Linked DNA regions of Homo sapiens: all the other regions are linked to region 3. A link is a loop called in an ENCODE intact Hi-C map of the cell type or tissue named here. Cell type or tissue: endothelial cell of umbilical vein. All regions are shown on one strand.

Evidence for each region. A loop is a pair of places that touch in the nucleus more often than their neighbours do. Peaks named below come from ENCODE experiments on the same cell type or tissue, not always from the same donor. Only the 100,000 strongest peaks of a DNase experiment are listed, where the experiment ranks them.
Region 1: it touches region 3 in a loop (13-fold over the local background); 14 of 110 quality-filtered maps call a loop at or near these places.
Region 2: it touches region 3 in a loop (4-fold over the local background); 5 of 110 quality-filtered maps call a loop at or near these places.
Region 4: it touches region 3 in a loop (12-fold over the local background); 18 of 110 quality-filtered maps call a loop at or near these places.
Region 5: a loop joins it to region 3, with 8 times the contacts of the local background. A loop is called at or near these places in 31 of 110 quality-filtered maps.

Annotation. Positions count from the first base shown.
Region 1 is chr5:100,477,322-100,482,321 of GRCh38, forward strand. The region is part of intron 3 of FAM174A-DT (FAM174A divergent transcript); the gene reads right to left. Among named protein-coding and RNA genes, the nearest start is that of FAM174A-DT, 55 kb to the right of the region's middle. In endothelial cell of umbilical vein, a CTCF peak has its summit at 1,992 (motif pointing right); no DNase peak of the experiment used is centred here.
Region 2 is chr5:99,102,180-99,107,179 of GRCh38, forward strand. No RefSeq gene overlaps it. Among named protein-coding and RNA genes, the nearest start is that of CHD1, 180 kb to the left of the region's middle. In endothelial cell of umbilical vein, a CTCF peak has its summit at 2,569; DNase peaks (open chromatin) are centred at 2,592 and 3,272.
Region 3 is chr5:101,043,063-101,048,062 of GRCh38, forward strand. No RefSeq gene overlaps it. Among named protein-coding and RNA genes, the nearest start is that of ST8SIA4, 140 kb to the left of the region's middle. In endothelial cell of umbilical vein, no CTCF peak of the experiment used is centred here; a DNase peak (open chromatin) is centred at 2,839.
Region 4 is chr5:100,428,326-100,433,325 of GRCh38, forward strand. It overlaps LOC105379100 (a long non-coding RNA gene), which reads left to right. Exons shown (of 8, transcript XR_007058886.1): 7 at 1,537-1,642. Among named protein-coding and RNA genes, the nearest start is that of FAM174A-DT, 100 kb to the right of the region's middle. In endothelial cell of umbilical vein, a CTCF peak has its summit at 2,158 (motif pointing right); a DNase peak (open chromatin) is centred at 2,166.
Region 5 is chr5:100,621,167-100,626,166 of GRCh38, forward strand. No RefSeq gene overlaps it. Among named protein-coding and RNA genes, the nearest start is that of FAM174A, 88 kb to the left of the region's middle. RefSeq lists a silencer at 2,675-2,764. In endothelial cell of umbilical vein, a CTCF peak has its summit at 2,752; a DNase peak (open chromatin) is centred at 2,765.

The sequences.
Region 1 (5,000 bases), 570 kb before region 3:
TCCGGACTTGTTAAAAATGAAAATTATCAAATGCCAGCCTATACTACTGAATCAGAATTTTCGGAGGTAGGCCTCGGAATCTGTGTTTTCATTGAAGTAGGCTATCGTTTAAGCACCACTACAATTAGAGTATTGCAAATGCAAAAACATTGAAATGGAGAAATAAGAATAGTTATTATCTGTAAACTAAGTCTTCTGTTGAAGTAGCACTTTCAACCTTGACTACACAGTAGAGTCACCTGGGTAGCTTTAAAAAATTCTGATGCCAGGAACACAACTCTAACCAAGTATGTGAGACTCTTTGAGAAGTGAACATCAAATATTTTGTAAAGTAGCCCAGGTTATTGTAATGTACAGCCAAATTTGGGAAGCACTGCATTTATAGAGTGAGCTCTTGGAAGAGAGTATCTTTAAAGCTCTAACAGATTTAAAGGGCTTCATTTGATATCCCCTCAAAAGGTGGCTCTAAGGACTAGGGCCACCTTTGAGGGGATATTGAATGAAGGTGTTTTAAGGCAGAGAAGTTATAGGACATTGCCTAGGGCATTCCACATCTCTAAAATAAACAGGAATTGTCAAAGTTAATGCATGCCTGGATTTTTCTCCATTTCCCACAATTTACAAGAAAAAAATTATCAGACATCTGAGGGACACAGTTCTAACAGAAAGACAATGCGCTGCAGTCTAAATAAACCAGAATAGAGAAGCTAGTTCAATAATGTAACATAATCATAATAAATATGTTCAAAAATGAAGAGAGTATTGATAGCATGAAGGGGAAACAAGAAGTTATAAAGAACAAAGCAGAGGGCCAGACGCGGTGGCTCACGCCTGTAATCCCAGCACTTTGGGAGGCCAAGGCGGGCGGATCATGAGGTCAGGAGATCCAGACCATCCTGGCTAACACGGTGAAACCCTGTCTCTACTAAAAATACAAAAAATTAGCCGGGCGTGGTGGTGGGTCCCTGTAGTCCCAGCTACTCGGGAGGCTGAGGCAGGAGAATGGCGTGAACCCGGGAAGCGGAGCTTGCAGTGAGCAGAGATCGCACCACTGCACTCCAGCCTGGGCGACAGAGCGAGACTCTGTCTTAAAAAAAAAAAAAAAAAGAACAAAGCAGAGATACTGAACATAGAAATAACTTTTGCCTCCTTCCATTCTCCTTTGTTACAGCCTCCTTTATTCCCCTGGACCATTATTGTTAATAAGAGTTTTGGTTCTGAGTTGTTCCAGAAACCTCCTTCTTCCTCTCCCTCCTTCCTCTCTTCTGTTGTCTTTTCATTTCTAATTTTTTTATGCTTGCTCTGTAGACATTAATGGAACAAATTAGTTATTCCATTTCTTCTCATATACCTATCCAATGTATTACAGAAAAATTACAAAAATAAAAGACAATATTTAAATTGAAAATATAAAACAAAATGAGTTAGATTAAGTCAAACTACAGTGGTCATTGCAGAATTCAAATATGATTTAACCCACTAATTAAAATATAAAAATTATCAATTGGTTATCAAGAAAAACACAAGTAAGACTCAACACTATTTTGTTTAGGAGAGATATGCATAAAATAAGATATATAAAGTTCAAAGCAAAAAAAAGTGGAAAGTGTCAGACTAATATGAAGTAAAGGAAATCAGAGTAACAATTTTAAGGCCAGACAATATAGAGCTCAAAGTGGAAAACACCTATCTATATATCTGTATCCACATCTGTATATGAACATTATACTTGTTAAAGCAAAAATAGATCAAGAAGATGTAACATTTTTGAATACACATGTTCTTAATAATAAAGCCTACATATATTCAGATGAAGCAACATTTGAAAGACCTATAGAGACAAAATGAAAAAGTCAACAAAGGTAGTTGGAAACTGTTCCTCTTACTTCCAAAGATTCCCGCCATTGCCCTGGTCATAATCCTAGAACTTGTAAACCTTTCTCCCTTGACAGTAGAGGGTGCTAAAAGGACACTGCAGAAAATGGAGGTGTCTGTTTCTGGTGCAGGTGTCCGTTTCTGGTGCAGGTATGCTTTTTCTTCTTGTGGCAGGAGTGATGGTTTATCATGCAGAACTCCAAGTAGTTAATTTAAGGACATGCAACCAAGACAAGTTTGGAATATTGAAGAGTCTTTGTTTCTCCTCCTCACTCTGGTCAAATTAGGATAGGAAATAAGTTGCGCAGTTTCATAACCACTTTACCTCCCTACTCTATGAATTGCTATCATTACTAGGAAGATAGATCTCCAGCTATGGTGATGGATAAATGTTGACATTTCTTCTTCTCATGATTCCTATAAGTTGGCCTGTAATTAGAACAATCTTAGCAGCATGCTGCTTAAATAATTTTTATTGCTGTTACTGTAGACAATATATTATGTTGTTATGAGTATTTAAAGGGGTTTTCAAGGGCATTTCCAAATATTAAACAGATTTTTCACCTTAGAGACTGATTTTAGAAAGTAGTCCTCCTGTAAAATGAAAATCCACTGCAACTTTATGAATGGAGTCTATTATTCTCTATTTTTGTGCCATATTACTCAATTTTGATGTCAGAGTTTAGTTAGATTTGTAAAATTAATTTGAAAGCAATTTTAATATATGGTTTTAAATATTTAGATGAAATGACATAAAAAACAAAGCAGATCATTGACTAATTTTTCCATTTATTTAAAGTAAATTGGTTTATTTAGATTTCATACATTTTTAAAATCATCTCTGGTAGCATATGCTATTACATATCTTGTAAACATAATATAATTAATATAAATAATATATATTTTATTTAATTTAAAATAATTTTTCTCCCTTACAACTGTAGTCTTATTTTCATCTGTCATTATATCCTTATTACAATTGCTATGTTCTTTATTTTTTTGAGTTATCATCTCACCCCAGTTAAAGTGGCCTATATTCAAAAGACAGGCAGTAGCAAATACTGGTGAGGATGTGGAGAAAAGGAAATCCTTACACTGTACGTAGGTATACAAATTAGTACAGCCACTATGGAGAACACTTTGGAGGTTCCTCAAAAATCCAGAGAATTAATTTTCAAAATGTCTTCTATGAATTGTCAAAATATATTTTATTGCATTGAAGTTATGGAATATTGCCTTTATAGTTACCATTTGAAAATCTTACTGAGATTTTCTTGGTGGCAAAAGAAGTAATTTCATAAGTGATATTTGTAAATTTTAAAAGAATATATATTCACACCATGGTATAAAATTATAGGAGTATTCAAATATCTTGTATCATTTTCTTCGTCTCCGTAGTTTATCAAATTCTGAGACTAATTATTATCTCCTAAAATGAATCATTTTTGGTGGGAGTGCCTGATAATCTTTTTTTCTGATATACTTACTTTATATATTTTGCTACTATATAATAAACTGTATTTATGAGCATAAATATTTATATTTATGTTGCTTTGAAATGAAAGATATACATTTGTTTCATTAAAGCACTTTTTCTTGAGTCTTGTGTCATCGAACATAAAATTGTCATCTATGAAATATTTTTGCCTTTGTCTATTTTAGTTTTGTGTATTTATTTACTTATTTGCTTATCTTTCATTTTTTTGTTGTTATAAGCTATATATACCCAGATTTGCTTCTTTTCATTTTTCTTTAATAAAGTTTTTAAACATTAATTTACACTTATTCTTAAACTTGTTTTATGTATCCTAATCAAGTATACATTACGTGTTTATTAAGCTTTCTTATGGTTTCCTTTCTTGCTTTTATGAATTTTGCTAAAATAAGAGTATTTCTTTCATCTATTTCCTTTGGTGATTTGAATATTTTGTGTCACATTTGTTTTTTTCTAGTTATATTTATAGCTATAAATGTTGAGAAATGTAATGCTTTTCTGATCTCCCAACTACTGTATAAAATTAGTTTTTCTATCTCTGGAATCTCTTATGCTCTATTCTGTATTTTAAATGCTCTGAAATGTTACTAGGTAATGCTGTGGTGGGAGTTTTGCATGTGTCATTGTCACATTGTAATTTATTAAAAAGCTAATTATTATGATTATTCTTACTTATATCATTTTCTAGGATCTCAAAACTTTATATATGGATTTTGAACATTTCTCTTGTTTTCTCACTGTGGCTATGAATCAAAGATTTCAACCTGAGCCTTTGTGTGCAAAAAGTTGTAGACAATAAGGCCTCTACAGAAAAGAGAGTGGGGTTGTGAAAATGAAGACCTGACTTTTGCCCAGACAACCTGTCAGTGTATTTGGAGATAGACCCATATGCAACCTATCTGAATATAAATGTATCAGTGATGAAAAGAGATAGAGTGTATTTTCAGTCAGGAAAGAAAATAAGGACAGAAAGAAGATCACGAGCAAAGGAATAAGTGAAGGTATAAAATTGACTAGTATGTTCACACACCAATGACAGGGTAAATCTAAAGTCAAAAGAGCATGGGGCTGAGTGGCAAGGGATATAACTAGACATTATATCAGATATGTGAACAAGAAGATTGGGAGTTTGGACTTGTATGCAATTAGAATAACTAAAAAACTGTATTCAAGGCAATGAAATAAAAAGCTTGAGTTTCAGTCTGATATTTCAAGTAATGTGTGGAAGAAGACTTAGATAAGGGATGGATCAGAAAGTCTGTGAACAAGGATAGTGGAAGAAAAAAATAGAAGCAGGAAATTTATTTTAACAGTTTTTGGCACCCATTTATCACAACTCAGAAACAAACTGAATGGTGTTGGAGATGGAGTGGTAAAGATGTATCTTAGATTTAAAGTATAATGGCAGGTGGATGCTAAAGTTATTAAACTGAGCTTTAAACAAACTAAAAATGCTGGTTTTATGGTATATAAAATTACTTTAGGAAGCAGTAGAGTTTAGCAATCAGATAGACTTGCATTCAAATAACTCTATTTACCCTTATTGGCTTGTTGACATTGTGCACATTACTTAATCAATTCTGATTCTCACTTTTGGTCATAGTACACATGGACTTTGGGTGTCCACATT
Region 2 (5,000 bases), 1.9 Mb before region 3:
ATACAAACCTAAAGTTCTTGTAACAAAGTGGACAGTCGAACACTAGGGTGGTGGCCAGTCTCTGAGATGACACTCAATGACCCCACCTCCTGGTGTTTACACCCCTGTGTGTAGTTCCTTCCCACGTAGTATCTGAGCTGGTCTGTGACAATAAAATACAGCAGAAGTGTCTCTTCTGAGGTTAGGTGATAGAAAGATTGCAATTTCCATTTGGGGTTCTTTCTTTCTTACTCATATCACTTGCTGTGGGGAAAGCTATGTTATATGAGGAACATGGGTGGCTCATGTGGTGAGGAGCTAAAGCTTCCTGCTAATAACTCTGTGCTTGAGCTTGGAGGCAGATCCTTCAGACTTAGTGAAGCCTCAGATAACTGCAGCCCCAGCTGACACTTTGATTGCAGCCTCGTGAGACATCCTAAGCCAGAACCACTGAGCTAAGCTGCTCCTGAATTCTTGACCCACCCAAACTGTGAGATAATAAATACTTCTCCTTTAAGTGCCTAAGCTTGGATTAATCTGTTATGCAGCAATCAATAACTAATACATGTAACTATCATTTTGAAGATTTGGGAGGTGATGGTTTAAATCTGTAGTAAGTGGGCGCTAATAGTAGGCAGTAAGAATTTTAAGTGGATCTAGCGGTGGGAAGGAAAGTTAAGCACTAGTATCCTAGGCCAGTTTATTGATTGATTGGTTGATTGATTGAGACAGAGTCTAGCTCTGTCGCTGAGGCTGGAGTGCAGTGGCCCGATCTCAGCTCACTGTAACCTCTGCCTCCAGGGTTCATGAGATTCTCGTGCCTCAGCCACCCAAGTAGCTGGGATTACAGGCATGAGCCACCACACATGGCTAATTTTTGCATATTTTTTTGTAGAGATGGGATTTCACCAAGTTGGCCAGGCTGGTCTGGAGCTGCTGGCTCAAGTGATCCACCGTTCTGGCCTTCCAAAGTGCTGGGATTACAGGTGCGAGCCACTGTGCCCAGCCAAAAGGTCAATTTATACTTTATTTATTGGAGGACTCTGAGCCAGGGCTTCTCAACTGGTAAGCTAGGAATTTGGCATAGATGTTTTTAGATATTGATTCCTTTACACTCTTTCGGAGGTTTGGTGAGGTCTGGGAGGCTGAATTCTTGGAGCTGGTCACCTCTGGTCTTGCGAAGGCTCCCCTTTTTATGCCCATGTGCCATACAATATGATTTTCTATGTGTGCCATCGTGTGAGAACATTGGACAGTACTGGCATTTACAAGGCCAGCATCTTCATTGGACAGTACTGGCATTTACAAGGCCAGCATCTTTGCTTTGAGTACAGAAGTGTGAGACAAATAACTTCATATAAACTGTGAACAGCGAAGGTTAGACTAAGTCAGAATTTAAAAATCTAGTGTTCTATGGTCCCTTAAGGTCTATAAAGGGGGATTCAAATATTCAACCTTTGTGCCTCAGTTTCCTCAATTGTACTAGCAACCATACCCATTTCACAGGATTGCTGCGATTGTTACATGAGCTATCCAATATCAAGTGCTTAGAACTGTGCCTGTCTGGCATATGTTTAGTGCTCAATAATGTCAGTTACAATTATCATTGCTTCTGGACCCTGGCTCCAAACTTCTTCCTACCAGCTTGAATTCTTGGAATCAGGCTTGGATTAGGTCTTCCTGTATTCATAACAAGACTAGGTTATTGTAGCCCAGGGCTTCAAATCTGCTGTTCCTTTCTCCTGATTGAGGCAATATCCCTCTGGAACATGAGAATTTTTTGGGAGTTATTTATTCATTTCACCCTGACTTGGCAAGAACAGGCAGAGGCTGCTGTTCACCTCCATAAGTCTCAGATATTTTACTTGTAAAATAAAAGGGTTAGATTATGTGACTTATAAGGCCTCTTTCAGTCATAACAATCTATGAGTTTATAAATAATAGAATTAACGCACAGGCGAGTAGTAGTGGTGAAGTGGAGTGAAAGGTGATCAGTGCAATTGCAGTTTCAAGCTTAAAATAATTGTACAGGACATTTAGATAAAACCTGGCTTCCAAGGCTATCTAGGTATACATTACATATGAAAAAACTCTAGTTTCTGAAAAGTGAGAAATATCTGTAGTTATTCTCATAACATTTTATTTGATTTTATACTAAATTCTATGTTCTATACTGTAATGATGTGTCTATACTCTACACATAAACCAGTATCTATCTATCTATCTACCATCTAGCTATCCATCTATATGCAGCTATCACTTTAAAGAAAAATTAAGGCATTATTCATGAACAAGTTTAATTTGCTTTAAAACAATAATATTAATGATATTTTCATCCAATAATATTAACTTTCATGTATTATTTTCCAAAAGGTAAAGCAACTGTTGTGGAAATTAAAGACTCAGATTTTTACAATGAGACTGAACCAATGAATAAGGTTTTTGGATGGCAATTAAAGAATTCTCAGTAAAAAGGAATATTTAGATTAAATAGGATAATTTCATCATCACAGTTAAATAAAAAAAAAAAAAAAAAAAAAAAATCACTTCACAAAACAGCCAGCAGAGGTCCTCAGTCCCATAGTTTATCAATTCTATCACCGTCCTGAAAAATCTCTCCCTGTTGAATAAGGAGCTGGCTCCAAAGGCTCATTTGCTTACTTCAGATAACTAATCACAATGCATCGCCTACAGGTTTAAACTAGAGATGGAAAAGAACATATTTAAATCAAAAATACATTTATTCTCATAGATTTTTTTAAAAAAATACAATTAATATGTGCAACAATGTATAATGTGTTGAAAGAAATACAGATACAAAAGAATGAGGGAGTAAAAGGGCAAGTTACATGTTTTAAATCAGTAGTTTTCAGAAAAATTCAACAGATAAAGGTGAAGAATGTTGAGGAGAAGACAAAGCCATTATATATGGGTCTCATTTCTGTTCCTTTCTCAGTTTGAACTATTGTTTTACTTCTAGGAGAAAAATAAAATGAAAGGATTCATATAGGACATTCTTTAGGCAAAAATCCTAAATACTGTGTTTTTTCATTAAAATTTTAAAAAGGATTTAATAGAATCAGAAATAGAAATAACTAATGAGGTTGTTGCTATCTGAGATACTTAGAAAATATTTCTGAGTTGCCAATCTTTCTCCTCCTGTTTCTTTTTGTCTTAACACTGAGACAGCATTGAAACTTCTCTTAAAAGGAAATACTCATTGGATGACCGCCAGAGAAACTTGAGCGTCTCTCTTGATAGAGCTTACTAGTTTACTGGTGTTGTGTTAGGGTTAATTGGCAATATGTGCAAGATATAAAAAACCCAATATTTCGTCAAACAAAGAAGTAAACATTTAAGACAATGGCCAAAGCTCAATCTCTTTGGGTCTTAGCTTCCCAATCTAAGTAATACTTTGAGGTTATTGTGTTTGTGGAGGAATGTGTTAGGCAGGGCAGGCCAAGGGATATAATTTAATGACCTGACATAGATGTATATACTAGGAAGATTAACTAGACATCATCTCATGGCCAAAAGTAAATATAATGGAAATTAGATAACAAGGAAGGAAAGATTCTGAGTAAAGATGAGATAAATAATCTCAAAGTAAAAGAAAAAGGAAGGCTCATCTAGGCAATTGTCTTCTCATTCTTTTCAATTCTTCTTGAGGTTGTTTGCCTTTTTTTCTTCCTAATATTATCTTCTGTCTCTCTTTCTCTTTGGTGGTGGCAGGCTGCCTTGAAAATTAGAGAGTCTTTAGAATTCAAACACAGACAAACCAATAATGGGAATGTGGGAGACATTCTTGGCCTTTCTTAAAGGTAGATCTGGGACACTCTAAACATTTATATAAAAGCTAAGCAGCTTTTTAAGGTTTTTTTTAAGAAAGTGGTCAGAGAATTGGTGGGTAGCACTTAATTAAATTCATGATAGCTTTTAGAGCAAGTGAACATCTTTGGAAAAGGACTTGTTTATCTTACTTCCCTTCGTACCTTACCCAGCAAGAATGAACTGAGTGAGAAAGACCTATAATAGTGGAGATAAAGAATAACCAAAAGGAACTCTGTTGTTATCTATAATCTGCTTGCTTGAGTGTGCCTATTTTCTTTCTAAAAAACAGGCTTTCAGATAGTGCTAAATGATATGAGTAACTAATTTTCACTTACAGCAAGATATAATATGCACAGGTATGCATGAATGTCTTCAGGGCTAGTTATCACAGGCTTTGGTTTTACATAAAGATGTTTGGGGTATGTGCAGTGTTTTATTAATTCTAAAGTTGCGTGTTCACAGCACAGTATCTTTCCAGTGTATTAAATATGTTTTTCAGGTATATCTAATTTATTAATTTATTTCTTTTTTGGTCATAAAGCTCTGCATTTGCTACTATTTATTTGAGGCATTCTATTATGCCCAAGATTTCAATGAACATTATTTAGACCTCTGGATAGTAATAAATGTGTCTAAGTATATTTGTTGCCAAAGTGAAAACTATAATAGGATAAAATTATTATATAACATATTGCAAATAAACACATTTGTTTTATATGCAAATTAGATCTTGTTATATACTATATAACCATATTATAAAACACTTAAAATAACATTTCATTAGATTTGGAAGTGCTGCTGCATTATTTTGCAGTTATCCTCATGTGTATTCTTAAATTCTCTCCATATAGGAGATAAATCTAGAAATTTAATGATTTACATTGGGGGATTACACTTTTTTCTAGTCTGGTTTGGTGTTTTTCTGTGGCTTGGTAAAGTTGAAGGGGTTGGATTTTACTGTCCTCATTGCCCTCTCTTTAAGCAAAAATATGGATTAAACAAATTTCATCCTTTACTTGCTAAGTAAACTTAAGTAATATAGTTCAGACTACCCAGTTATAGATAAAATCTGAGGCATTCATTGCTCAAGAGTCATGGATGCTCCTTCTTTTCTTCTGTATTTCTTAATTAGAGGGGTTTCTAATCTAACATGGCATCTACTATTTTTCATTAATGTAAAAGAGATGCCA
Region 3 (5,000 bases):
AAACTATTAATGAAACTTGGTATTGAGTTACAGCTTTAATCATTTTATTCTGATTTGCTAACAATCTGATCGTGTGTGTTTTTACAGATTGATACTATGAGGATTGTTTTTCAGACCTATTATTCATAATATTAGGGTAAGGCACTATTGGGAAGAGAAAAAAAGGAGGGTTGGAAAAAACCCCAAGACGATAACCTCATACTTGGATCTTGTTGAATCATCTTTAATATGAAGTGGTGAAAATTTTGAGCCAGATTATAGTATATCAGTTTGACCAATGGAAATGGAAGGAAATGGACTTTGGATGGGAGGCACCTGGTTCATGAATTAACAGGGAGCACAGGCCAAAGGGAATTTAACAAAATTTTCTATTGACTTGCAGTTGCTTTCAGTGTAGTAAGATTCTTTCCTTTAGCATAAGAATTCAGAATTTTGTCAGAAGCTAAAAAACCATCCTTGAATCCATTGGGATCTTTTGACTTTTCATATTTATATAAGGATTTTATATAGAAATATTTTCTCAAAATATTTTAAAATTGTTGTGCCTTCTCAATTTTTCTCTTTCTTCATCTTATTTTTCTCACCAGTTCTTGATTTATCCTCCATCTCTGTTATCTCCTAATTTTCATAATTTTATACATGTGCTACACTATTGTTAAAATTAATTTTATGTGATATTTCAAGCCAATAAATAAACTCTAAATGTTGAGAACTGCCTCCTTCAGCTTATCCACTGACTTTTTAAATTGGAAAAATATCTGTTTTAGCTTTAGAAAATGTGTGTGTGTGTGTGTGTGTGTGTGTGTGTGTTTGTGTGTGTTTGTGTGTGTGTTTGACATTGTATGGGTGTGGATGTTTCTTGGTTGTACCTAAACACCTAAATTCCTTAAGAATGTTATTATTACTTATATAGATTTCATCAGTCTTTTGAGAATTTTAATTTTGCTAGTATACCTTCTTCTTATTAAAACTAAGTGGCTACTGGGTCTCTCTGACAATTAACTTTTTTGATTGGCTCATTGTGACTCAGTTCATGTGGTGGGACAATTCTAAAGTTAAGGACTTGCCTCTTGGTTCAGTCCTGGACTTGACTACTTACTAACTCAGTAACCTTGCTTATATGGCTTAATCTCTATGTCAGATTTCTTATCCGTATAAAACAAAAAATAATGATGTACATTATGTAAATTTGTTGTTTTACATATACATATTAAATTTATATAACAGCATATGGCACCTAGAATTTTTTTTTCATTTCATTGAAAGTACAGATTAGTAGAAATGTTGGCAAAATAAAATGAAAAAATACTATATTATTAAAAGTAAGTTATGTCTCTGACAAGGTTGCAATTAATTCTAATTACTTTTTCCTCCTGCAATGAATTTGCCCATTTCCTATGAAGATATTTTACTTTTACAATCACATAAAAGGAAAAAGAAAATAGTTGGTATCAAAACACAAATTCACCACTGTCCTATAAATAGCCTATTGTTACAAATACTATAATTGTATGCATATGAGAATTATTTCCTTATAAACATAAACCAATGTTGTTTATGTTTTTTTCTTTCAAACTTTTAGAAAGATTTAGGCATTACTAGTTATTTTGTATTCATATCTTTGAAATAACCTTGCCTGTCACGTTAGGTAAGGGAAGATATGCAGTCTCTGGGAGGTGACAAATTCTTCAACTTTGTTGCACTTTTTTTTAGCCTCAAAACAAAATTATGGAGTCAGTTCAGCTTAAATCATATATTTAGATTATGGTTTAACAATGTTAAACTTTGGCAATAAGAAGAATAATTATGATTGAATATTTGTAAAATGAGTGAATGAAATTAGACAATGAAGAAATCACATGCTGAGGCAAAGATTAGGCATTATTTCCTCTAAGACTTGCAGAATGCTCATCACCTCAGATATTTAGAGCTATTTCACATTATAAAACAGAAGTGGGGCTTTGTTATTTGGTTATATTGTTGTTTTTTTCTATTCTTTTTAGCTTAGACTATAATATCTTTAAAAAATAGTAATTTATGGAAGGTTTGGCCATTTTGGCCATTTAATATGGAAATATTTCGGTTTTAAGCATACATGAAGAAAAGTGAGGTTTCTGTCTTTCAAAACAGTGGCTAATGACCACTGTTGGCAGGGCCTTATGACTCTTAATGAAAACTGAATTAATTTTAAATTAATGGAAACACTATGTAGACTAACATTCCTGTATTTACTTTAGCTTGAATAATGTAATTAATTAGAAGGACTATCAGTTCCCAATAGCCTTCATTAAAATTATTTTATACCATCTATTTATCTACTATAAAACTACAAACATTTCTTTAATTATACTAAAATATAAGGCAAGTATCAATGAAACAAGGAATATTTTCATTTTAAACTTATTTTTATATTTTTATGCTGGAAAGAAATTAAACTTCTTGCTGCTTCAAATGAATACAGAAAGTAATATAAAAGATGTCATTTTGCCAAAGTTCATAAAATAAACCTTAAGGAGTATATAAGGGGAAATTCTGTAGGTAGTGTGTTATTCTAACAGAAATATGAAGCCATCTCTGGCAAATATTTTAGTAGAAAATAGTAGGAACGTAAATATTTTTGGTTTCCAGTAGCTTAAAACTTGGAAAATGTATATCTGACAATTATAAAACAAAATGTCGCTATACAGACATAATCAAATGTGATTAAAATGTCACTTTAATATCTGCAGTACTGAGTATAACAATCTGATCTTTTTTGTATATATTATGTAAAAAATATCTAAGGACAGTGCATTCATTCATTAACAGAAACACATTTCCAAGAGAACCCTGCCACCTTCTGTTCTTAATGTTTCCTACTATTTTCTTGCTTCAAAATCAAATCAGTAGAATACAATTGCTAATTTAAATACATCGTAGGAGTAATAGTTTAATCAAACACAAACAACAGCTTTATTCCTAGAGCACCATTAACCTTTATTTCCCCATATTTATTAATTTAGACACGCAGAATAATGTTTATTAGCACATTTTTGTTTTTTTCAAGAAGTTCATATGTAGATTTTACAGGATACTTCTTAAGAGTGTGCATAAATATATCTTCCTCTTGTACTAAACTATTTCATATTTGATTTTCATCTAATGCTTTGCTTTTATTGTACATGTAAGTTATGGCTGGAAGTAGAATTCTTAACACATAAAACAAAAATTTCAGAAAACTCTATTAGTACAAACTTAGAATCCAAAATAAAAATTAGATAAGATAGCAAATGATTAAAGTTAGGATTAGGATTGTTTAAAACAGAAACCTCCACCTACTCTTTTTTAAGTGCTAGGTGGCATGTTTATTAACTTACTAAAACGTACGTCAAAAAAATACCTCGGGTCTATACTTATGGGCACATTATTAAGGAAGAAATACTATAACATGAAGTGATATGAAATTACTCCTATAAAGTAAAACAAGACCCAAACCCATTCCTGCAAAGATATTCATACTCTTGTAATTTTTTGACATTGTGATTTTGATATTTGAAAAGAAATCATTAAAATTGATGTTGACAGTGTTAGATACTCAGCTTCCATCCTCACATTATTGCCAAGACCATACAACATAAAGTTAGCTGCAGAACAAAAATGGCTTAATATACCAACTGTTTATTCCAGGATAAAGGTAGTAAGGCCATTAACCCTTGATACACCCTGGAAATGTAATCCATATTTTTCTCAGAAAGTATTTTATGTTATATAGTTTTTTCCTAAATATTTTGAAAATGACATCATTTGGAAGGCTGTTTTGTCATAGGGACCAAATACTGTATATTTGGCTATCTGACAATCTCTTTTTCTGAATATGTAATAAAAATAGGCATATATTGACACCAATTGTATTTTTTATAGTATCCACACCATAATTGTGAATGTGCATGCTGAAATAATCTCTATGAATCAATTTCTTTACATGGTACTTTCTAGTTCCCACTCATTTGAAATGAAATGTTCTAAAGGACTCCTGAGAAAATGGTGTTGATGGAGACAAAAGAAGCCTGAAAGGGCTGTTGCATGGGTTAAACTTCATAATCATTGCTACTTAAGACTTTTAATAAAACTCTTAATAGGCATCTAATATGGTTTGGATGTGGTTTTGAGGCAGAACAATAGGGAATTAGAGTAACTAAGGGTTAAGGCAGTATCAAAAAAAACCACAGGTGCAGCTAGTTCTAAGCAAGATTAGGCAGTATACAGGCCACATCCTTTCCTGTAGTAACAAGACAGAAGTTTCCACTTTAGCCTCTGATTGACTGTGGGCCAGGCCTCTACTTTAGCATCTGATTGGTCACAGGCCAATCCTTCATAGGCTGTTACCAATTGGAGGCCTCTAAAGGGCACGTGGGGGGTGCTGCCAAGTTATTTTGGCTTTATAAAAACCCTGGGGAGCATTGCATTAGAGAGGCTCTGGAGGTGCTTGCTCAAGTCTGTTCCCACTCTGTGAATTGTACTTTCGCTTCTTCCATAAATCTGTGCCTTTATTACCCTGTTCTTCTGTTGCTTGTCTTTCATTGCTTCTTCTTTTTGTGCGGTTTTTTCAATTCTTTGTTCAACCCGCCCAGAATCTGAACAATTCTCAGTCAAGACCTTCTATCCGGTACTGCATTTTGGCAAGACAGCCAGGAGGTAAGCCCAAATTTTGGGACTGCTTTATATTCCTTTTCTCATAGTGGGGCAAAGGACTCCTGTTTTAAGTATGAATTATTTTTTCATGAGAACCCAGAATTTTTGTTTGTTGACACATACCTCTGATTTCATTAATAGTTTAAGGTATATTGCGAGGTCCCTTGTTTAACGAGGGTTACAGGCTGAAGAAGCTTATCTCACTTGGTCTGACGCAAAAAGCTGAGCGTTATATCCCAGCACTGAGGGAATCATAGTAGACCATTCGATTGCCTATGGTGGGAAAACATTCAAAACAGCACTGATACCCACTCTAAGGTCAGAGATGC
Region 4 (5,000 bases), 610 kb before region 3:
CACATCCACATCCCAGAATAAAGAAGAAGAAGAAAACAAAAAGACCTAACATTTTAGAGGAGGAAACCTATTGCCAATTATAGGGAATCTCTTCCTCCAATCACATAATTTCATTCCCAGGTAAAGATAATATCCTAAATATCTAGTTAAAGTGAAGCCTGATAAGAGGGATAGAGGTAGAGTATAAGATATATTAATACAAACTGTATAGAATGAGTGCTAACACATTAGAAAGATAGTGAGAAGACAATTATTGAATATAGCTGGTTTTAAGATAATATTATCATGTAATTTTGTTTTATAAGCAATCATTTTAGACATAATTGAAGAAACAATAATTGCAATGTGTTTTGTTAAGCCTAGCCTAACATTTCTCTCATTCAGCCTTTATTGTCTGCATTCTAAGGCACATTCCAGAAAAAATAATATTGCTATAGAAAACTGTAAATGATGAGCATGAACAATGAAATTCAAGCTGCTTTTAAGTATTCATGCTAAACAGATATACTGTCATTCAGCTAAAAAGGGAAACATGTTCTTGTTTATAATAACTTTCCAAAAGAATCTGATGATATCTAACCTCATGCCATTTTCAATAAATTGTAAAATAATAATATGATCCCTAAGAACCCTGAAAGTGATATTTGTAAGGTGGGAATCTTCATGAAAATAAAAAGAAATAAAGTCCACAAGTGCAAATACTTAAATTGATACTTAAATTAAGAGAGAATAAACATCTTAAATCCTGGAGAAAAAATTTCAGATTGATTAATATCAAATCACAATTATTCAAAGAATTAAGTTAACAAAAATGCAAATTTTATAATATTTTATCAAGTACACATACAATCTACCTAAAATATAAACCACCTAATTTTGTAATATTGTGCTCTTTTTAACATTTATATGTATATAAACATTGCATTTAATTTTATATTTTCCTGTTTATGACAAGTTATTGCAACAATTTGTGTAAGAGGACATAGTGTCTGAATCCAATCTTCCTTCACTTTCCGAAGGCCAATCTTTTAGAGAGAAGAGAGGCTGGTACAAATGGATATACAGAGTTTCTTCTGTATGTTGCTGGATATATATTTAATTTCTCAATTTCCCTAGAAATCATACAACTGTAAATATCAGGCTTTTAAAAACATACTGGACTTTGAAGGGACTGTTTTTATCTAAATAGCATGTTACATTGGATACCTACTGTGAATGCTGTATTTTGCTTTTATGTTTGATCATTCATTTACTATTTCCTTCTCTAAACATGAAAGTGGACATATTTCCATGCTAATAATGAAATGTTACCCACATTATTTGGTTAGGAAAACTTTTCCTGCATCCAGTGAACAAACTCAGATTTATTTTTGGCCTTAATGCTTGTCATCTTTTCCATCATGAACCCATAAGATTCATATATCCAGATGCAGTAATTTAGGCTGCCACTTACCTAAGAGCTGTGGTGATGCTATGAGTTTTACCTTTCATTGCACCTCTGGTGTCGGTTCATTTCTCATCTTCCATGTCCCATAGAGCTGCTCCAAGTACAGAAAACCCTTTGAAGTCACTTGGAACTTTGTGCTCCGATGAGGCCTGAAGGACATGCAAAGTAAGAAACATGGCCATGCTTGCAAATAAGGTGAAAATTCAATCATCTTTACTAACGGTATACCTAAATGCATATCTATGTGTGTCTGTGTGCAGTAAAAACAGCACAGCAAACTTTAATTTTGCAAAAACAGAATGTTTATGTGGATCTATCTATTACACTTAAGCCAACTTATTTCACATATGAAGAAATAGACTAAGTATATTAGTGAAAGTAAATGCCTTCAGGTATCATATAAAAGATATTTATTTGTGTAGTAATATCCAATCTAATATTTAATTTACTCTATATTCCTTTTAAAATAATGTACATTAAGACAGACTTTGAAGAAAAACAAAGTTAATTTTTCTGATATTCTGATATCTTTACCTACATAGGCCAAAATTTAAAAATCAACTTAAAAATAGTCTTCATTTTTCTTTATAAGCATTTTCCAGTGTACCAATAAATGAGCAGTAAATGAGCATGCAGTTTTGGGGCTCCAGGTGCAAACCACATTTCTCACTTGCCCATCCGCATTGCCAGTTAGGCTCTGCCAATAGGTGGAGCTAGAGGACGACTGCAGGGCTAGAGAATTTCCCTGGAGCTTTCTGCCTACTTTCTGCTCCTGTCAGCTTCACCCAGGCCCAGCTTTTTAATATTTGGGAAAAATTTTGCTCTAATAGCTTCAGCAATTGAACCGAATTTGCATTTTTCCCAACATTTGTAGAATCAGTTCCATCACAGGTCCTCAGAAACACTAGCACCTACTGCTCAGCACCCACTCCTCAGAAATCTGGTATTCATCTTCACGGGGAGCCTTCTCCAAGTTACTAAATTTCAATCATTTCAGTCTGTTCCCTTTGATTATCCAGTCCTAAGGATTTCAGTTGTCACCTACAATTATTATCTTTGTGATACCATGGTTAAAACAGTTTTGTAGTAAATTGTCTCATGTTAAAATGTCTGATTTCATTTCTGATTTCTGAATTGACTCAGAATGGAGCATGTATTTACTTTACTCCATAATTATTTCAGTTTTATAAACATGACCACAGATTTGGGGTCTAAAGGACAACTGACAGCAACCAGCTGTCCTAGACAAACCAGAACATATGGTTATCCTAGATATGAGATTAAATATAATCCTAACTGAAATTCTAGGTAGCAATGTTATTTTCTTAATAGTTAGAACCAAAATTCTTCCTGGCATTGACCCCACATACCTGGAATCTAAGAATTGCTGCCTTATCTTTTTCTGTTGCTAGTCAGGTTGCAATATTGAGAATTGAACTCCATATGACTGTAGACAGAGGTACTGGTATTGCATGAATTGGTAACACACTTTTGTAAGAACTTTTGTAAGATCTTTTGTAAGAACACGTTTGATTATATTTCTGCTCTGCCTAAAACCATTCAATGGTTACCCAATTACATAAGATAAAGTTGAGATTTAGACAGTCGTTTCTCTGAGAAGTCCCAAAGAGTGGGTTATATGCTTCCTGAATGAATACTCCCACAACACTTACCAACTTACTGATACCATAACATTCAAAATAACATTACAATTACTTGTTTACTTGTCTGTATCAAGCTTTAAGCTATCATGTCTATGAAACCAGAACCTATGTTGTGTTCGCCATTGCTAGTGAGGAACACACTGTCTAGAACACAGGATAATCTCAATGTACATTTTATTTCTACTTTATATATACAGAAAGAAAAATAGTAAAGGCAGTACTAGAATAAGCTCCCATTGTACAGGGTCAGCACCTCAATTTTTTGGATGGTTACTCTTTAAGTAAGAGTATAGATAATTGGGAAGGAAGGAGATACTGCTTTATCATCAGAAAAAGCAGTTTACTCTCAAACAGCAGACAATATGCTAACAACAGCCAGTTATTATAGTTCTTTATCTCTTGTAGTCAAGGGAAATTCTTCCTTAATTCTGACAATTGTTTGAGTGTAAACCTTAATATTAGTTATTTTCATCATTTATTTGTGCCTGCATTGGTATTTTATTAACAGGTTAACAAAGACTAAGTAATAGAGTGAAGTAAAATGCTATTCTTCCAGCCACCATTCTTATTCTTAAAATTATTTCATTTCCAGTATGTCAGAGATGATATCTTTCTTTATCAATAAATTTAAGATATTTGGATTGAAATATTTTAATGTACAATTTTTTAATATCGCACTTCTTTTTCACTTACTAAATACACACACAATCCAGAAAATACCTTCCTGTGATGGGAACTATAGGAGCTATGCAAACTATTTTCAAGGTTTAAAATATCAATATTGAATTGAAATATTTTAGCCTATGTGTCATTTGAAAAAGCATCAAAGATATCTTATATAAAGAACATTTCAAAAATTAGTTTGTGAAACTGAAAACTGGAGTATGTTTTCCACTACCTTGGGGGAGTGGAGAATTGGAATTGACTTCAATGTTGCAGGTGAGCAACAGTATATACTTAAATTTAAATGTTCTCTTTCTATTTTTTCTAATTTACTATCATGGGAAATAGGATGATGATTCATTTCTCTGATAAGAGTAATTGATAGAAGTCTAAATAAATATGGGATTTCTATGTACATAATTTAGGGCTTTTCTTCCATAAGACATCTCTCTGTTGTACTCACACCCATACAAGTAGTACATTGACATATCAGTGAGCTACTTTTGGAAAAGTTCAGTTATAATATTTTTAAAACATACTCTAAAAACATTACACTTATGTCATGAGGGAGTTACTTTTTTCCAGTGTCTTGGTTGAGAAGCGTTCTGAATTATATAAAGTAGAGAACACTTTATAACATTGTCTCTGGCATTTTGTGGACCACAAATTTTAAAAATATCTAAATCTGGATAGAATCAAAAGCATATTAATGTTCCTGCTGAGGAAAATTGCTATTACTCAGCAATTCAGTGGCTTTAGAATATACCATTCAATATGAAGAAAAAAACTTAGTCCAAGAAATGTAATATAGTCACTCCTTTTTCATGTGTTAACTTTCCCTAGATTATAATGATTTCATTCTTTGGCAAGACTTCGGAAAGCACTAGTGTGCTAGAGAATCTTTTTTTTTTCTTATAATTATTTTAATATCTTCCATGACTATGGACATTTTCCTTTTCTCATTGCTACTACTAGCTATTTTTTTTAAGTTTTATTTTAAGTTCAGGGGTATATGGACAGGTTTGTTATATAGGTTATCTTGTGTTATGGGGGTTTGTTTGTACAGGTGACTGGTGCTTGCATAACTGGCTAGCCATATGCAGAAGAGAATCTTTTTATAATCTAATAAAAATTACCAACTTTCTTCTAGAGAGGTGCATAAACACATACATTACCTATTGTTTACCATTTCAGGTTTTTCAGGAGTTTTCTAAAATCATTTATTG
Region 5 (5,000 bases), 420 kb before region 3:
GACCTTTAAAGATTGTCTCTATTCTTGGGCATTAAGTTGTGCTGCCTACTAAAATGAGGTCAATTCACCCCAGGTAAAGTTCAAACCATTCCACTGAAAATTTACGTATAAATGTATGTAAGTGTATGTACATATAAATTACACATAAATGTATGTGTATGTATATAGTATACACACACAGTATATGTATACTATATATAGATTATGTATATGTGTGTGCATATTACTATATATAGTAATGGTGGATATGTAAATTATGTATGTTTGTATGTATGTATTATATACATACATACACACATATATATACACATAATTTAAATTCTAGGCAACATTTTAAAGCCACAGGAAAACATATAAACACATATACATGTATGTGATATATATAAGCATGTATACACACACACACGTATATGTATATGTATATATGTTTTCCTGTGGCTTCAAAAAGACTTCACAAATGTTGCCTAGAATTTTTAAATATGGAGAAACTATTTGAAAAGCAAATATTTTTGAACATGAAAAGGGGGAAGTAAAATCTTAATAGAGATTATGAGTGTGATCACAGCTTTAAGAAATCTGATAATCACTTTTGTAGATTTAACGTTTGCCTTCCTTCTGCTTCAACTTTTGTCCTTAAAATGTATTTGGCAGTCAGCACTGTCTCCTGTAAACAAACAAATAAACAAACCGATAGAAGAGGTTCCCTCCAGCCTTGGTGAAAGGAAGCCTGGCTGTTACACCTGAGCTGGGCTCCTCTGCTTCTCTGTGTGACAGCTAATAGCTAATTGCAGTGTCTGCCTAACGAAGAGTATAGCACTGGGAAATTATGCTCATGACAAGTAGGAAAATGATGCTAAAGCTGAGACACTTGAGAGACTATTCAGTGTGGTGCTGTGGACTTTTTTGTGTCTCCTTTATACCTGCATCCTGCATACACAATCCTCCCCAGTGACTGCAAGCATCTTGGTCTGCTTTATGTAGCATCTGATAGACACTGAACATGCTGGTTTTATCATAACAAACAAACGCTATAAAAATACTTATTCGTTCGTTCTTTTTTTTTTTTTTTTTCTGCTCCACAATTTACTACTTCAGTCTTCAGGCGCTCCTCTCTGTGTTAAGTCTATTATCACCTCTTTCAACATCCTTCACTGTCTCTAATTAGGACAGTTTGTTTTTTTTTTCACTTTATCCCTGAACTTTGCACCCTCAGCAATAGCTATGCAGTCTCTCTCTTTTTACATTGTATTATGAGTATTATGATCTATGTCTCTATTCTGGACTCTAAACTTTGTGAAGAATAGTATAACACTTGATTAATCATTTTAAGCCCAATGCCAAACATAAATAGGTGTTCACGAAAAGTGGTTTGAAGCAGGCTGAACTGAATATTACCCATTGCCATCTATTTATTTATGGTCTTACCAAAAGTATATTATACTATAGGCATTGATATTATTTTAGAATAACACTTCTGCTTCCTGGATTGGGAGAATAAATATTATTCGATTCTGAGATCAAGTCTCACAGTTTCATCGACAAGCCTGGAACTTCAGTTGCGGTCATTAAGATGGAGCCCTTCGTGTCCCCGGGAGGCGGAGCTTGCAGTGAGCTGAGATCATGCCACTGCACTCCAGCCTGGGCGACAGAGCGAGACTCTGTCTCGAAAAAAAAAAAAGATGGAGCCCTTTTGCATGGTCCATCCACTTTAGAATGTTATGAGAAATGACTGTGCAGTCAAGATTTCAATGGTAATAATGGCAGTAAGACTAACTTTAGGAACAAAAGAATTTGTTACAACGTTATTTATTGGAAGGAATTTACGGAGCTTTGGATGTTCAAGGAGAATACTGGGAAGCTTACGAAGCAAGATGAGAACAACCAAAATCCTTCCACAGTAAGGATCTGCTCATGATTCTGCCACTGCTACCACCAGCACTGGGTACTTGCAACCACACCTGCATATTTTCACCTCCACAGAACCTCTGCAAAGGAATCAGAATTTTGCTTGTTCCTTGGAATTATTCAAAGATTCAAAGTTCAAAAGGGATTGTCAAAAGTACAGGCAACAAAAGCAAAAATAGACAACTAGAATTGCAACAAACTAATAGCTTCTGCACAGCAAATGAAACAGTCACAGAGTGAAGATACAGCTTACAGAATGGGATAAAATATTTGCAAACCATATATCTGATAAAATATTAATATTCAAAATATATAAGGAACTCAACCCAATAATAAGAAAACGAACAAGCCAATTAAAAATGAGCAAATAACCTGAGTAGAAAATTTTCCAAAGGAGACATACAATGACCAACAGGTATATGAAAAATGCTAAACGTCAGTATTCATTATGAAAATGCAAATCCTAACCGCAATGGGATATCGCCTCACACCTGTTAGGGTGGCTATTATCTTAAAGATAAAATCATGTTTTTACATTCAGAATTAAGCCAAGCTACTAAACAACACAATTTTTTAATGACATTTCGAGGATTTTTTGGGGGAAAAGCTGGTTTAATATAGAAAGATAAGGACATATAAATGACTTTTGTGGAAAAAAGAAGAGAAGGATTTTCCATTTTCTTCAGAAAGAAGCTGAGTACAGGGAGGAAGTAACAACGGAAAGAAGGAGATAAAGATGTACACATGTGTAACTTGCTAGAACCAAAAAATAAAATACAGTGAAGGGAAAGTGGAGAGAAATATGACACATCGGTATGAAGTAAGCAGAGAAAGCTGCTACTTTAAGCCACTAGGAGTCACAACAGACCCAGAACTATTTTTGATGGAGGTATTAGCAGCAAGGGTGAGAAATTAATTCTTCATAGGAAGTGCAGGATGATCATAATCCAGAGGACTTTTCTAAACTAGATGTATATTAATCAGACATTGAGTTTTATATTTATAATGATGTTGGCATTATTTTCTGAACATAATTAATGATTATCAAGAAACAGAGAAACAAAGGAAGTAAGAAAAACATTAGCCGACTAACCCATTAAAACAGTACTCCAAAAATGTTCCCAAGTGTCCTCATGTAACAAATTAAACCCAGATGCCTATTTATTTTTTCTCTCACTTCATATAGATGGATAATAAAATATATTTCAAGATGAGTATTAGTATTCTGGAAAAAAGAAAAAACAGTCACCTAAAGTTTTACAATTAACAATTTTGTCTGCACATAAATCTAAGATTCTCATGATTGTTATTCGTGCTAGGAGAAGAGTATTCGAGAATTTTTTCTTAAACTTGAGAAGTCCAGATGATCAAAATATAAAAGTTATTTTATAGGTATTACCACATTAGCCTTTAAGGCAACTTGATAAATATTTGTAAAATCATTCCTCTTGAGAAATCTCATCTCCCGAATGGCACAAATGCTGGAATTCTGCCCTTTCTTACTCTCCTTAGTTGGGTATTTTTGCACAGTGCACAACCTGTATAACCGTAAGTGGCTGCTGTCTAAGTACTTTATATACTATTTCAAGGAAAGCATTATTTCCCCAACGTAATCATATTAATCCTAATCTATTAATTTATGCATAGGTAAAGATTATCATGTATCATTCATACAATAATAGCATATTTGTGCTCAACACTCTGGATGTCTTGTTTTATAAAGAAATAGTAACAGTTTTTTCAAACACTTTCTTTATAGCAGGCATTGTGGCTGGACTAAACACACGCACACGGCACATATATCATTTTGTGCATATATACTGTATATTATATACATATTATATATTATAAGTTGTATATCATATATACATTATACATGGTATATAAATTATAAATTTATAAATACATTATATATAATTGTGATTGTTATTCATGCTAGGAGAAGTGTATTTGAGATTTTTGTCTTAATTTGGGAAGTCTGGATGTTTAAATTTTTAAAATTATTTTTATAGATATTGCCACACATTTATATAGATAATTTATTTCTCAAAAAAATCCTCTGAGGATGGTAAACTTTCATATCTTGCCAAAGGAAATTTTGTATATTCTTTTCTCCCTCAAGGACATAGTTGTTCCTCAAAAAGATATTTAGAGGTACTCAGAAATTTCTAGTTACCCACATTTCTAATTGTGACTGATATTTTGATTCAATTTCTATACTGCTATTTGAGGCATGAGTGTATACTGACATTTCACCCTATTTCTGAAAAGCTGTGTATCTGTGTCAAGGAGACTGCCCCAGATTATGAATGCCTGAAACTGGAGAATGAATATATATATATATAAAATATATATTCATATGTGTGTATATAATTGTATATATGCATATTATATATACACATTCATACACACACACACACACACACACACACATATTTCATCACTCTAGGCATTTGGCTGTCTTGCTTATGCAATTCCTCCATTGTGTCTAAATACAAATTATATTTATTTCCAAAAACATACTGATGGACAAGGAAACCATCTTATTACTTGTTGATCATCAACTCATATTAGTTCCTGGGATTTAGACAAATATGTATTTCCTCTTGGGTTCTGAACAGGTTCAAGGCCAGGCTCCAAGTACCACTTTTGTTCTGCCTAGTTTCCTTCTCCATATTCTCCTACTGTTTTCTATCTTTCCCCTCCTCTCTTTCATTCCAGATCCTGTGTCCTGATGCTATCTTGGTAGCATTGTGGGAAATATAATCCATGATTATCTTTCGGAGCAACCTCTCAAAATATTTTCTTGCTAATATGAACAAATTTTAGTATATGATTATTCTAAACAACAGCGGCAATGAAAAAGTTTTCAACCACGGGTGAGAAGAGTAAAAACACAGTAGGTGATGGGCACAGAAAGCTCTGTCCTACTTATCCAATATAATGAAAAAATCCTGAAAATTTGAATTCTACATATAGCCTACATATAGACTCATCTCTTTTATATATAACCATACATTCATGATCACTAACAACATTGCAATTTCTATCATCATGAATGGAGTACATTAGTTGTAAAGTAAAACTATGACCAG